Linked DNA regions of Homo sapiens: all the other regions are linked to region 2. The links are chromatin contacts, found by Hi-C or POLR2A ChIA-PET in ENCODE. All regions are on one chromosome and are shown on one strand. The core of a region is the stretch at or near the end of the contact, and the rest is flanking DNA. Distances in the headings are between cores, read along the strand shown. Region 1 overlaps OSBPL5 (oxysterol binding protein like 5). Region 2 holds the start of PHLDA2 (pleckstrin homology like domain family A member 2). Region 3 holds the start of OSBPL5 (oxysterol binding protein like 5).

Region 1 (3,791 bases), core at 194-2,693, 200 kb before region 2:
ACATGGCCACCCACAGTGCACAAGGGCTCCAGTTCCTCACATCCTCACCAACGCTTGCTATTTTCTGATTTGTTGTTTTCTTTTTTCCTTTTTCTTTGAAATGGAGTCTCCCTCTGTCACCCAGGCTGGAGTGCAGTGGCACAATCTCAGCTCACTGCAAGCTCCGCCTCCCAAGTTCACGCCATTCTCCTGCCTCAGCCTCCCGAGGAGCTGGGACTACAGGTGCCCGCCACCACGGCCGGCCAATTTTTTGTATTTTTTTTTTTTTTTTTTTGAGACGGAGTCTCGCTCTGTCACCCAGGCTGGAGTGCAGTGGCGCGATCTCGGCTCACTGCAAGCTCCGCCTCCCGGGTTCACACCATGCCCCTGCCTCAGCCTCCCGAGTAGCTGGGACTACAGGCGCCCGCCACCACGCCCGGCCAATTTTTTTGTATTTTTAGTAGAGACGGGTTTCACCGTGTTAGCCAGGATGGCCTTGATCTCCTGACCTCATGATCCACCCGCCTCGGCCTCCCAAAGTGCTGGGATTACAGGCGTGATTTGTTCTTTTTTGTGTTATTTTTATAGCTATCCTAGCGGGTATGAAGTAGCATCTCACTGCGGCTTCAGTTTGCATCTCTAATGACGGATAACATTGAACATCTTCGTGCACCCATTAGCCATTTGTATGTCCTGTTTGGAGAAATGTCTATTCCAGTTATTTGTCCATTTTTGGAATGGGTTGTTTGCCTTTTTGTTGCTGAGCTGCAAGAGTTCTTTATGCATTTTGGATACTAGGTCCTTATCCGATACATGATTTGCGACTACTTCCTCCCATTCCGTAGGTGGTTCTAAATTATATTTTTAAGGAATTTTCATAGGTTGCAAAGTTCTGGTCAGCCTGAAGTTCACAGTTCTGAGCAGCACTTCTCATCTCTCAGGTGCCTCCTTATGGCACTGTCACTGATGCACAGTAGCACTGAGGAGTGAGCAGAGGACCTGGCATGCCTGGACGGGGTACCCACCTGGCCTGCAGGAGGGAGGAGTGGGCAGGCACTCTCTGCAGTGCTGGGGCTGCAGGGGCTGCAGTGACCAGACCCAAGGGTCCTGCCCAGTTGGGGAGCAGGGGTTGCAAGTGCTCCATCCCATGCCATGCGGTCTTGCCTCTCTCTTCCCCTGTTGCCTCAAATACACACAGCCCCATTCAGCTGCATCTAGTGGGAAGCTGGGCAGAGGGGAATTGGCAGCAGGTTCATGCGTCCATCCATCCATCCATCCATCCATCCATTCATCCATTCATTCATTCGAGATGCTTGCTAAGCCCCCAGCTGCCGGTGTGAATGGGCAGTAGGGTAGAACCCTCCCCTGGTGGAAGCCACAGACAATCATCAGTTCACCACAGAAACGGCTGCGTGGTTGTATTGCAAAAGTCCTGGGCGGGCCAAGGGTGGTGTGTGTCACCAGGACCTGTGCCAGCAGGGATATGAGCTGTCCTGCTTCTGGGGAAGCAGCTCAGGGAGCCTGAGAAAGAAAGGAGCAGGGGCTACCCAGCCACAGGGAAAAGCATTCCAGGCTGGGAACACCATGTGCCAAGGTAACTAAGGGCATCATGAACAAGATCCTGGCTCAGGGGACTCCCAGGAGGGCAACTTAGGACACCTTCTCTGCCAGCCTGGGTCCCTGGAGGCCTGTCAACTGGCCAGGGTCCAGCATATGCCTCGTCACTCAGATCTGCCTCCTCCTTATCACTCATCGTCAGCCCAAAGACTGCTTCCAAGTCAGAGCCCCCCAGGCACCCCATCTTGTGCCGTTTTCTTCTTGTGATCCTGAATGCTCTTACTTGGCTAAGAAAGTGCCACAATGGAGCAACACTGCCTGGGTTCAGTCCCAGCTCAGCTCCTTATTAGCTGTGTGACCTTGGGCAGGTTTCTGAACCTCTCTGTGCGTAGGCTCTTCCTCTGTACAATGCTGAGAATAACAACGATGACCTGAGCTGTGGGATCTAACGTGCTTACATCCATGCACAGAACGCAGAACCGCAGCGCTCACCTGACCCCTGGCTCCTCCCGCCTCTGCGTGCTGGTGGCTGGTCTGCCTCTCCCTGAAAGAGCAGGACACTGGCATCTTTACTTTCTAACCTCAGTGCCTAAGGCCAAGCCTGGTGCCCAGTGCTGCCAGGACCGCCAGTCCGTGGAACGGTTCCATGCCCTGCCCCTTGCTAGCTCTCCACCTCTCTGTGCCTTGATTTCCCAGGCACAGAAATAAAATAGGGACAATAACCGGCCCCACCTTATGCATGGCTGGAGAATGAGGGGGATGAATACAGGCAGCACCCGAACAGGACCTGGTGCCCCAGCAGACAAGGCTTTAGCTCTGTACTTAGCACCATCATGATTGGGGTGGGGGCAGTCCCCAGCGCCCAGGGCTTCTAGCCAGGAGAAGGCCTGAGGGAGGCTTTCCTCGCCCTAGAGGCTCCGCTGGAAAGTGCTGAGCACCCGCAGACGCCCAGCCAGAGCAGGGCAGGGCGGGCACGCTTTCTCTGGAAAAGGCCAGACGGCATTTAGGCCCCGCCGCGGCGCAGGCTCCGTTCCAGGTACTCAGCACAGCCATCCAAGCACGAGAACAGCCACAGACAACGCCTGCCGGATCGCCTGGCCATGTGCCAAGAAAACCTTATTTATGGACTCCTCATTTGAATTTCATATAATTTTCACATCTCACAAATTATTCTTGTGATTTTTTTTCAACTGATTAAAACTGTGGAAGCTGTTCTTAGCTTGCAGACCACGCGGAAGGAGGCAGCAGGCAGGATTCGGGTCGTAGCTTGCTGTCCCCAGCCTGCAGGCTTTAGACCTGGTTCTGTGTCCCAACTCGCCCCCTACCCTGCCTCAGGTTCCCCATCTGTAGAAGAACCGTGGCCCCCTTCTGCCTCCAAGATATTGGGACTGCCGCCCTGGGCCCGTGCAGTCAGCCACATGCTGGGGTCAGGTTCGGACCTGGACAGTGACCTCTGCCCACGGCTCCCAGGGGATGGGGTGGGCACCCCCACTGCACACCCCCCACCAGTACATTGGCCCTGCCCAGAGCTGGGCACATGCAATGGCCAAGGAGCAGCCATGCTGGGTACCGTAGGGGGAAGACAAGGCAGGGAAGCTGTTCTTTTGGGTGGATGCAGGGCTGGTCCCCAGAGACCCAGCGTGAGTGCTTGTTGCCACCATCTCATGGCCGCCGCCGAGCTCCTCTTCTGCGAACTCCACCCTCTGGCACCCTGACTGCTTTCCTCAGCGGCCTCCCAGGTGTCCCCTCAAAGACGGCTGTCCCTCAGGGCTCAGTCAGACCCGTAGGAAGTCAGCCCTGAACCCTGATGTCCCCACATTTCCCTCCTTCCTGACCACCCTGCCCCATCCCAGCATGTGCCCCGGGGAGGATGGGTCCCCTCCTGTCACTGGCGTGTGCCCATGGAGGGTCTCTCGTCAGCCACCCTTGTTCTTCCATCCCCCCATGGCAGCCCCGGAAGTGCTGGTGGGGGGGATGGAGGGTGCCAGGCGGGAAACGAGTGGAGCGCCCTTCTCTGACTTCTGCCCTCATATCCTTGGCATCAGGCCAACCTGGGCTCCTAGCCCTGGGCCGGCCCCTGTGCCCTGTCCCGCATACCCACCTCTCTCTTTCAGGCAGAGTACAGGCTGTGCAACGGGTCAGACAAGGAATGTGTGTCCCCCACCGCCAGGGTCACCAAGAAGGAGACTCTCAAGGTGAGCCCGGGCCCGGGGAGGGTGCAGCAGTGTCACTGTCAGACCGACGGCCACCTGAGC
Region 2 (3,552 bases), core at 1,053-3,552:
CCCTCATTTCTCTCAGCCCCTTATCTGCTCCTGCCTGTTCTCTGTCCCTTCCCCAAGGCCCTCTCCATCCTGAACCAGTTTCCTCTTCTGTGGAACAGGGGCTGGAGTGCCCACTTTGGGGAGTTCTCTGGGTTAGGTGGAGGCTGGGCACAGTGGTGGCATACGGGCACCACTGGCCCTTCAAGGTCTCCTTGGAATCTTCGAGGGCACGCCCTCCCCACAGAGTCCTCCAAGCTGTCCTCCTGGCCTCCAGTACCCCCGACCCCTATCCCCATCCTCATGTACCTGCTGTGCCCCTGGGGTTTAGAGGGATTCCTCTCCCCTCCTCTGGGGTCCCAGCACCAGCCAGGCCTGCAGGCACACAGTAGGTGCTTAAGCAACCACGAGTGTCGGGGGATTTGCCTGGAGCCGAAGTTCCACTGGCTGGCCCCTCAATGGGGTAGGCAGGCTGGTGGGCCTGGAGGTGTTCCAGGCACCTGTGGGCTGGCGCAGTGACAGAGCGCTCTGCCCCCGGCCGCTTCTCCTGGTCTCCCACTGCCCAGAGGTGCCTCTTGCCCAGGTCCCACTGTCCGGCAGCCCAGGGCCCTCTGGAAGCAAAAGAAGGGACACCAGAGTCCGAATCCTTCCTGCAGCCTCTCCGGAACAATGCTCGAATCCCCTCTCCCCGCCAAAGGCTGACCTCCCCTCACCCACCCACCCTACCTGCTGCTCCCTCACCACAGGATCCCAGCCCTGCTGCAAGGACAGGTGTCAGGTAGGGGGCAGTGTTGACCCGCCGGCCCCAGGCAGGTGTCTCACTCCCAGGCCAGAACCCTGGCACAGCCCAACCCTGCCCTCTGCCGGCACTGCCCCTCCACACCACATCCCTGCCCACTGCCAGGTCCTCTGGCCACACCGGTGGGACCACCGGGCAGCTGCTACCTGCATGCCATTCACAGAACCGGGTCTGGGGCGCTCCTCTGAGCCGGACGTCTCTTTATCCTTTACAGTGACCCTGAAGGGCAGGTGGAGGTAGGGCTGGTCCCAGGTCTGGGTTTTACGCTCTGCTGCCACTGTCTTGACATTTTAAATACATTTTGAATCAGGGGACTCTCGTTTTCATTTTGCGTGAGCCCCGTCATTGAGGCCAATTCTGACCCCAGAGTTGGGACTTCCTGCTGTAACCACCCCAGGGCGCAGCTAGGGGGCAGGGGTGCGGGAAGGTGGGAGACGTGGAGTAGTAGCCGGGGTCTCTGGGGTCCTCTCGGCCGGCTCCACCCCCACCCCTGGGAACCCGGGAAGAGCCGGCTTTCGCTTCCTGTCTATTAAACCCTTTAAAGGAAGAGGGTAAATAAAACCGCCCGTCTGCCCAGCTGGAAAGCGATGACTCAGCCGCCCCCGCCGACCCTCGCCCCCAGGCTGATCCCAGAGAGCGGGCGTCGCGGCCCAGCCCGAACCCCTCAGCTCCTGGGACCTCTCTCCGGTCCGGGTCGTGGGGGCGCGGTCGGAGCAGTCCGTACCCCAGTTCGGGACACTACGAGGGCGCAGGGAGGAGAACGGGCTTCCTCTTCCCCTTCCATTTTCTGAGCTCTATGGGTTGCTGGTCTAGCCCTTTCCACGTGTTCCCTAATCCAGCAAAGGTTACTGTTCCCATTTCACAGAAGCGAAAACCGAGGCTAAGAGAGGTGGTCGTTCTTGGCGCAGCCCGTGGGTGGCAAGATAGGAGCTCGGTCCGCTAGGGCAGGGCCACTTTCGGAGAGGGTCTCTGGGCGGCCCTGGGAAAGGCCCCCGAACAGGACGGAACGGCCAGGGCTCGGGAGTAAGGAAGGGGGCCTCGACCCTCCTTCTGCCCCGGGAGCCCGAGAGCGGCAGGGCTGGACTTGGGGCGCCTGGAGGGTGAAGGTCTGGTCCCGGCTGTCTCCCCACGGTGGGCCGGCCCCGGGCCCGCGGGTGCTTCCCGGGGCTCCCCGGCGTGAGTCATCGCGGGCAGGGCTGGCTGCAGCGCATTCTTCCGCGGGGCCGGCCTGCGAGACGGTGCGGGCGAGCGCCCGGGCGGGGCGGGACCTCGAGTCACCCCACGGGGCCGGACAGCTGGGGCACGGGGGGCAAGAGGAGCGCGGGCTTCTGAGATGGGAGGGGACGGCCGGGGACCGACCAGAGCGCGGACGCGACGGTGCGGGCCCGGACGGCTGGGCTTGGGGAGGGTATGGCCCGGGGCGCGCGGGGCTCAGGCGGGCGGGGTGGCCCGAGGGCCGGGGCGGGGCGGGGAGGGGCGGGGCGGGGAGGGGCAGCTATAAAGGCCGCGCCGGGGCCACGAGGAGCAGAGCCGGCGCCGTCACCGCCCGCATTGCCGCTCCCAGTCCCGCGCTCGGCACGACATGAAATCCCCCGACGAGGTGCTACGCGAGGGCGAGTTGGAGAAGCGCAGCGACAGCCTCTTCCAGCTATGGAAGAAGAAGCGCGGGGTGCTCACCTCCGACCGCCTGAGCCTGTTCCCCGCCAGCCCCCGCGCGCGCCCCAAGGAGCTGCGCTTCCACTCCATCCTCAAGGTGGACTGCGTGGAGCGCACGGGCAAGTACGTGTACTTCACCATCGTCACCACCGACCACAAGGAGATCGACTTCCGCTGCGCGGGCGAGAGCTGCTGGAACGCGGCCATCGCGCTGGCGCTCATCGATTTCCAGAACCGCCGCGCCCTGCAGGACTTTCGCAGCCGCCAGGAACGCACCGCACCCGCCGCACCCGCCGAGGACGCCGTGGCTGCCGCGGCCGCCGCACCCTCCGAGCCCTCGGAGCCCTCCAGGCCATCCCCGCAGCCCAAACCCCGCACGCCATGAGCCCGCCGCGGTGAGTGACTGCCCGCGTCCCGGCGAGCCCTGCGCCCTAACAGCCGGGACCGGGGCCTTTGGGAAAAACCACTTCAACCCCAGACGGCGGGGCGGGGGCGCTGCACCTCCTTGGGGGACCCGGCGCCCCGCAATCGCGCTGGCCCCCTCGCGTCAGGGTCTCGGGGCCCCTCAGGCTGGACCCGGACCGGCCCTGGCACAGCTCTCTGACCCAGTCCTTTCCCCACAGGGCCATACGCTGGACGAGTCGGACCGAGGCTAGGACGTGGCCGGCGCTCTCCAGCCCTGCAGCAGAAGAACTTCCCGTGCGCGCGGATCCTCGCTCCGTTGCACGGGCGCCTTAAGTTATTGGACTATCTAATATCTATGTATTTATTTCGCTGGTTCTTTGTAGTCACATATTTTATAGTCTTAATATCTTGTTTTTGCATCACTGTGCCCATTGCAAATAAATCACTTGGCCAGTTTGCTTTTCTACCATCCGGCTGTGGCTCAGTGAGACTCCTGCTGGGAGGGTGGAGGCCCAGGAATGGGCGGGCAGGACACCCTCATCCAGTCCTGCGGGGCTGGTGTGAAAGGCGCTGGGAACCGGCTTTGAATGAATAAATGAATCGTGTCATCTGCTGGGCCTGGTCCACACCCTCTTTTCCAAGCAGCCTCCCCAGAGGCCAGGAAGTGCCCTGGGGCTTGACCCTGGCTACCTTCTGCTCCTTGGTGTGTCCTGAGG
Region 3 (3,678 bases), core at 618-3,117, 240 kb before region 2:
CTGCTGGGAAGTGGGGCAGACAACTGACACCTGTCACTGAGCCTGGCAGGTGGCGTGTTCTTCATTTCTTGCATGGCCATCTGGCTGTCAGACACTACCCAGTGAGAGGCTCAACCCTCGTCCTGCTCCACCCCAGCCCCACCCTGCTGTCATCTATGGCCCCTTCCCCCACCCTCAGGTGCCTCTTTGACTTTTGACCTCTGCCCTCAGCAGTGTCATTTCATGAAACCCAGGCCCTGGACAGCCAGCATCAAGCAACTGGCAACCTTCCCTACTGCCGCCCCTGAGACCTCCGCCCTAGGGATAGGGGCTTTGTTTTCTTCCCTAATTCCCTTTGGATTGGCTCCAGCAACCAGCAAGTTACCAGGCAGCAGCACCTCAGCTTTGGGCGGAGTCTTCAAAGAGCAGACCCAGCAGTTGTATGTGGATCCCAGCTGCACAGACCCTCTCCTGCAGAGGCAGAGGCCGCCTGCCACAGGCCACGCGGAGCAGGGTCCCACCATGGCCCTGAGCATCTTGACTGAGCAGTTCTGCATCCCAAGGCCTCACAAGGTGACTATGGAATGGCAATGCTAGCCCTGGGGGTAAGCTTAGGGCAAGTCCGATCAGCCCACTCGCCTCCGTAAGCCGTGGGTTCCTGTGATCCGCACACAAGCGGCTGGTGCTGCTATCCCCAGGAGGATACCCACCAACTTGTCTAACGGGGTGGGCAAGGCCAGGGCTGAGACGGGAAGGGGTCTGGCTTGTTGTGGGCAGAGCACCTGCATGCTGTGCCGTTCCCCCTTCAGGTGCTGGAAGGAGCCTTCCTGGGCCGCTCGCCCTCCGCAGCCCTGCTGGGAGGTCTTGCAGACGCCCATGATAGCCAGGCTTGCGGCCTCCCGAATGCAACTGCAGCGTGAAACCGTAGAAACACACGTGTCAGTGGCAGTTCTGCCTGGGGAGGAGCCCAGGGCTCTCTGCGGAGGGTCAGTTCTGTCCCTGTTAAGGTTCTGTGTGGAAAAGACTCCACGCCCTCTTGGGGTCTACCTACATCTGGGGATGCCCGAGCCCAGCTCCCAGTTTTTCTGGTCATTTGGGGACATACCATAGGAAGGACCTGCAGTGCACCTCAGGCTTGGACACTAGGGATGCAAACGCCCTGGGGCCAGCCCTGGGCCCACACCCAATTTAGGGTCTACAGGCAGGGAGCCAGGGGCCAGGGGAGGACTTCTCAGCTCCCAAGGGGATGCTGTTTAGGGGAATTAGAATGTCTTTTATATACAAGAGAACTGAGGGGTCTAAAAAGGTCTCTGGGGGGTAGAAGAAGGTGAGGAGAAAACACAGGAAGAAATGCACATGAGGGGAGGTTCTTGTCAAAAGGGTCCTGAGAAAGACGTACAGTTAGAGTGTGACTGAGGGTCCTTCTTAGCACATAAGGGGCAGGGACAACGGGCTCAGATGTCTGGGGCTCCTCTTGTGTTCTGATGGCTCCTGAGACGGGGAGAAACGGCGACAGTTTCCTGGGTTCAGGAAGGGAGAGGAGGCGCCTCGCACCCTGGCTAGGGTGGGCTGGGGGCCTGCACCCCTAAGTTGGAGAACCCCACGAAGCTGACCCCACTCACCGCTGCCCACCCCGCCAAGCCTCCTGGCCATTTTCAGCGGAGTGTCCCGACCTCTGGCCGCCCGGGTGGGTGTGAGCCCCGGAGCGCGCGCGGGGGGTTGGGGGATGAGGAGAAGCGGCAGCCGGTGGGGGGCAGCCCCTGGGCGCCCGCTCCGCGCGGCGATTCGGCCCGGGTTTTGCGGCCGCCGCGCCTCCTCCTCCCGCCTCCGGGCTCCCTGGGCCTCCTCCCTCCGCCGCGCCCTCGCTCCGCCTCGCGCGGGGGGACCATCTGCTGGCATTTCCTGCAGCCAGGCCCGCGCCGCCAGTGGAGCCCCCGCGCGCCCGGCCGGCCCGGAGCACCGAGCTCGCGGCACGGTAGGAGGTAGGAGCGCGGCGGCCCGGGGGGCGGCAGGGCGGCGGGGGGATGGCGGGCTGGGAAGGATCCGGAGGGCCCCGCCGGGCAGGGCCGGAGCGAACCGAGGGCCGCGGGGGGCCGGCCGAAGGGATCCAGGAGCTCGCGCCGCAGCCCCGCGGACCCTGGCAGTAGCCAGTGCGGGGAACCACGCCGCGGGGCCGGTCGCGCGCTGGGGAGCTGGGGAGCGCGGGAGCCTGGGGGCGCCCCGGGCCAGGACGGGTCGGCGCCTGGCGGGTTGGGGCGGGTGGGGCCCGCGAGTGGGAAGCGGCGCGCCCAGCTCGGCTCCCCACTTGGTGGGGCTTAAAGGAGCCGGGACCGCCAGGGAAGGTGGCTGGGTCTGACCACCACAAACCCTGGCCAATCAGGGGGTCTGTCCCCCCAGCTCGGCCGACGCGGGCTCCAAGGAGCCAGGTCTTGATGGGTCTGCAGGGGGTCTGGGATCTGAGTCTGGCGTCCCAGCTGCGGGCTTGGGAGGACTGCTGTGTCTGAGTCCGCAGAGTCAGGGGGCTGCCTGGATTACAGGCTAGGGAAGGACCTTGCCCACAGCCCCCATCTCTGGGGCACTGACCCCCTGAAGATGTGGAGCCTTAGGGATTGTTGAGGTGCCTGAGTCCTCAAGAGGGTCTTGTGCACTTGAAGATTCCTCCCGGGGAGCGGGGTGCAGGAGGGTGGGGCAGGCAGGAAGGAGGCTGGAGTCTGCAGCCCCCCGGGCAACAGGCCCGTCCTGGGCTTCCCAGGCACCGCCCCCAACCCCCACCCAGACCGCTGGGCTGCCTCCTGTCAGAAGCCAACTGGAGTTAGGGTTTGGGGTGACTCCTGGGGGTATGGAGGGGTCACAGGGTGGGCTTACCTGCCCCTCCCTCGTCCCTGGGCTGAGCCCAGCCCCTCCCTCATCCTTGGGCTGAGCGGGTCTGCCCCGCCGAAGCGGCTGGGTGGATTTCCTCTCTTGCCGTTTCGCAACTTGCTCCCCTCTGTGTGTCTGCCCCAGTCTCTTCAAGGTGCCTTTTACAGGAAGACTTCTGTAAGGGTCCCACCCCACCTGATACAGCCTCCCAAAGCCTGGAGAAGTGGGCCAGCCTTTGGGATCCTAGATAGATGCTCTTGGGTCTGCCTGCACCAGGGCTGATCCAGATCCCAGACTGAACAGAAACTCTGCTCCCCAACCCCAGGAGTAAGGCCCCTCTGCACGTTTTTATCCCACCTCCTTGGTACACAGGGCCTTGCTGTTCCTTGAACCTGCCAGGTGAGTGGGGGCTTTGCAGGCATCGGGCAGGTTTGTGGCAACCTGGGGTGGCATCATGTGCCCAGCTGCTCCCTTCTGGTCTCAGGCTCCAGAACTGCAGATCCTATTGTCTGCCTGCACGCGTGTGGGGCTGGCCTGGGGTGCCAGGAGGCAGGCACCGCGTGTGTCTGTCTTGCCAGGCTGTGTTTAAGAAAGGTGACACAGCAGATAGGCCGGATGAGGAGCCTCTGACCTGCAGTCCTGGGCCTGGTCTCAGAGAGGCTGCCCTGCAGATGTCGAACCCCGGGCAGCCATCCTGCATGTCCAGTGGAGGCTCCTTTCTGGGTCCAGATTGGGCCATGAATAGGCCATGTTCTTCAAAGGACTGCTTTCAGCTCTTTACAGAATACCAACGCAAGACCGCCCCCCCCACCCAACCCCTACCCAGGATTGTATTTACTA

What was found. A loop is a pair of places that touch in the nucleus more often than their neighbours do. ChIA-PET counts read pairs that join two places held with the same protein, here RNA polymerase II (POLR2A). Pooled maps may share reads with other maps.
Region 1: a pooled map shows a loop between it and region 2 (2.3-fold over the local background). The contact joins the enhancer-like site here to the promoter of PHLDA2 in region 2. A Hi-C loop is called at or near these places in 3 of 50 pooled maps. POLR2A ChIA-PET finds 5 or more read pairs at or near these places in 2 of 52 experiments (BJ and MCF 10A).
Region 3: a map of ascending aorta shows a loop between it and region 2 (3-fold over the local background). The contact joins the promoter of OSBPL5 here to the promoter of PHLDA2 in region 2. A Hi-C loop is called at or near these places in 2 of 168 maps with a recorded cell type or tissue (ascending aorta and endothelial cell of umbilical vein) and 6 of 50 pooled maps. POLR2A ChIA-PET finds 5 or more read pairs at or near these places in 1 of 52 experiments (A673).

What each region holds. Positions count from the first base shown.
Region 1 is chr11:3,122,288-3,126,078 of GRCh38, reverse strand. OSBPL5 (oxysterol binding protein like 5) reads left to right here. Exons shown (of 22, transcript NM_020896.4): 4 at 3,651-3,731. Among named protein-coding and RNA genes, the nearest start is that of OSBPL5, 41 kb to the left of the region's middle. RefSeq lists a silencer at 1,346-1,640. Within about 2 kb of position 1,443, at least 21 of the 41 ENCODE cell types and tissues checked have a DNase peak (open chromatin) inside an H3K27ac peak, as active enhancers do.
Region 2 is chr11:2,928,170-2,931,721 of GRCh38, reverse strand. PHLDA2 (pleckstrin homology like domain family A member 2) reads left to right here and starts at 2,302. Exons shown (of 2, transcript NM_003311.4): 1 at 2,302-2,826; 2 at 3,055-3,449. The coding sequence starts at 2,358. The coding sequence ends at 2,816. RefSeq lists enhancers at 1,198-1,806, 1,807-2,416, 2,417-3,025.
Region 3 is chr11:3,163,499-3,167,176 of GRCh38, reverse strand. It overlaps OSBPL5 (oxysterol binding protein like 5), which reads left to right and starts at 1,867. Exons shown (of 22, transcript NM_020896.4): 1 at 1,867-1,961. RefSeq lists enhancers at 673-1,385, 3,129-3,678.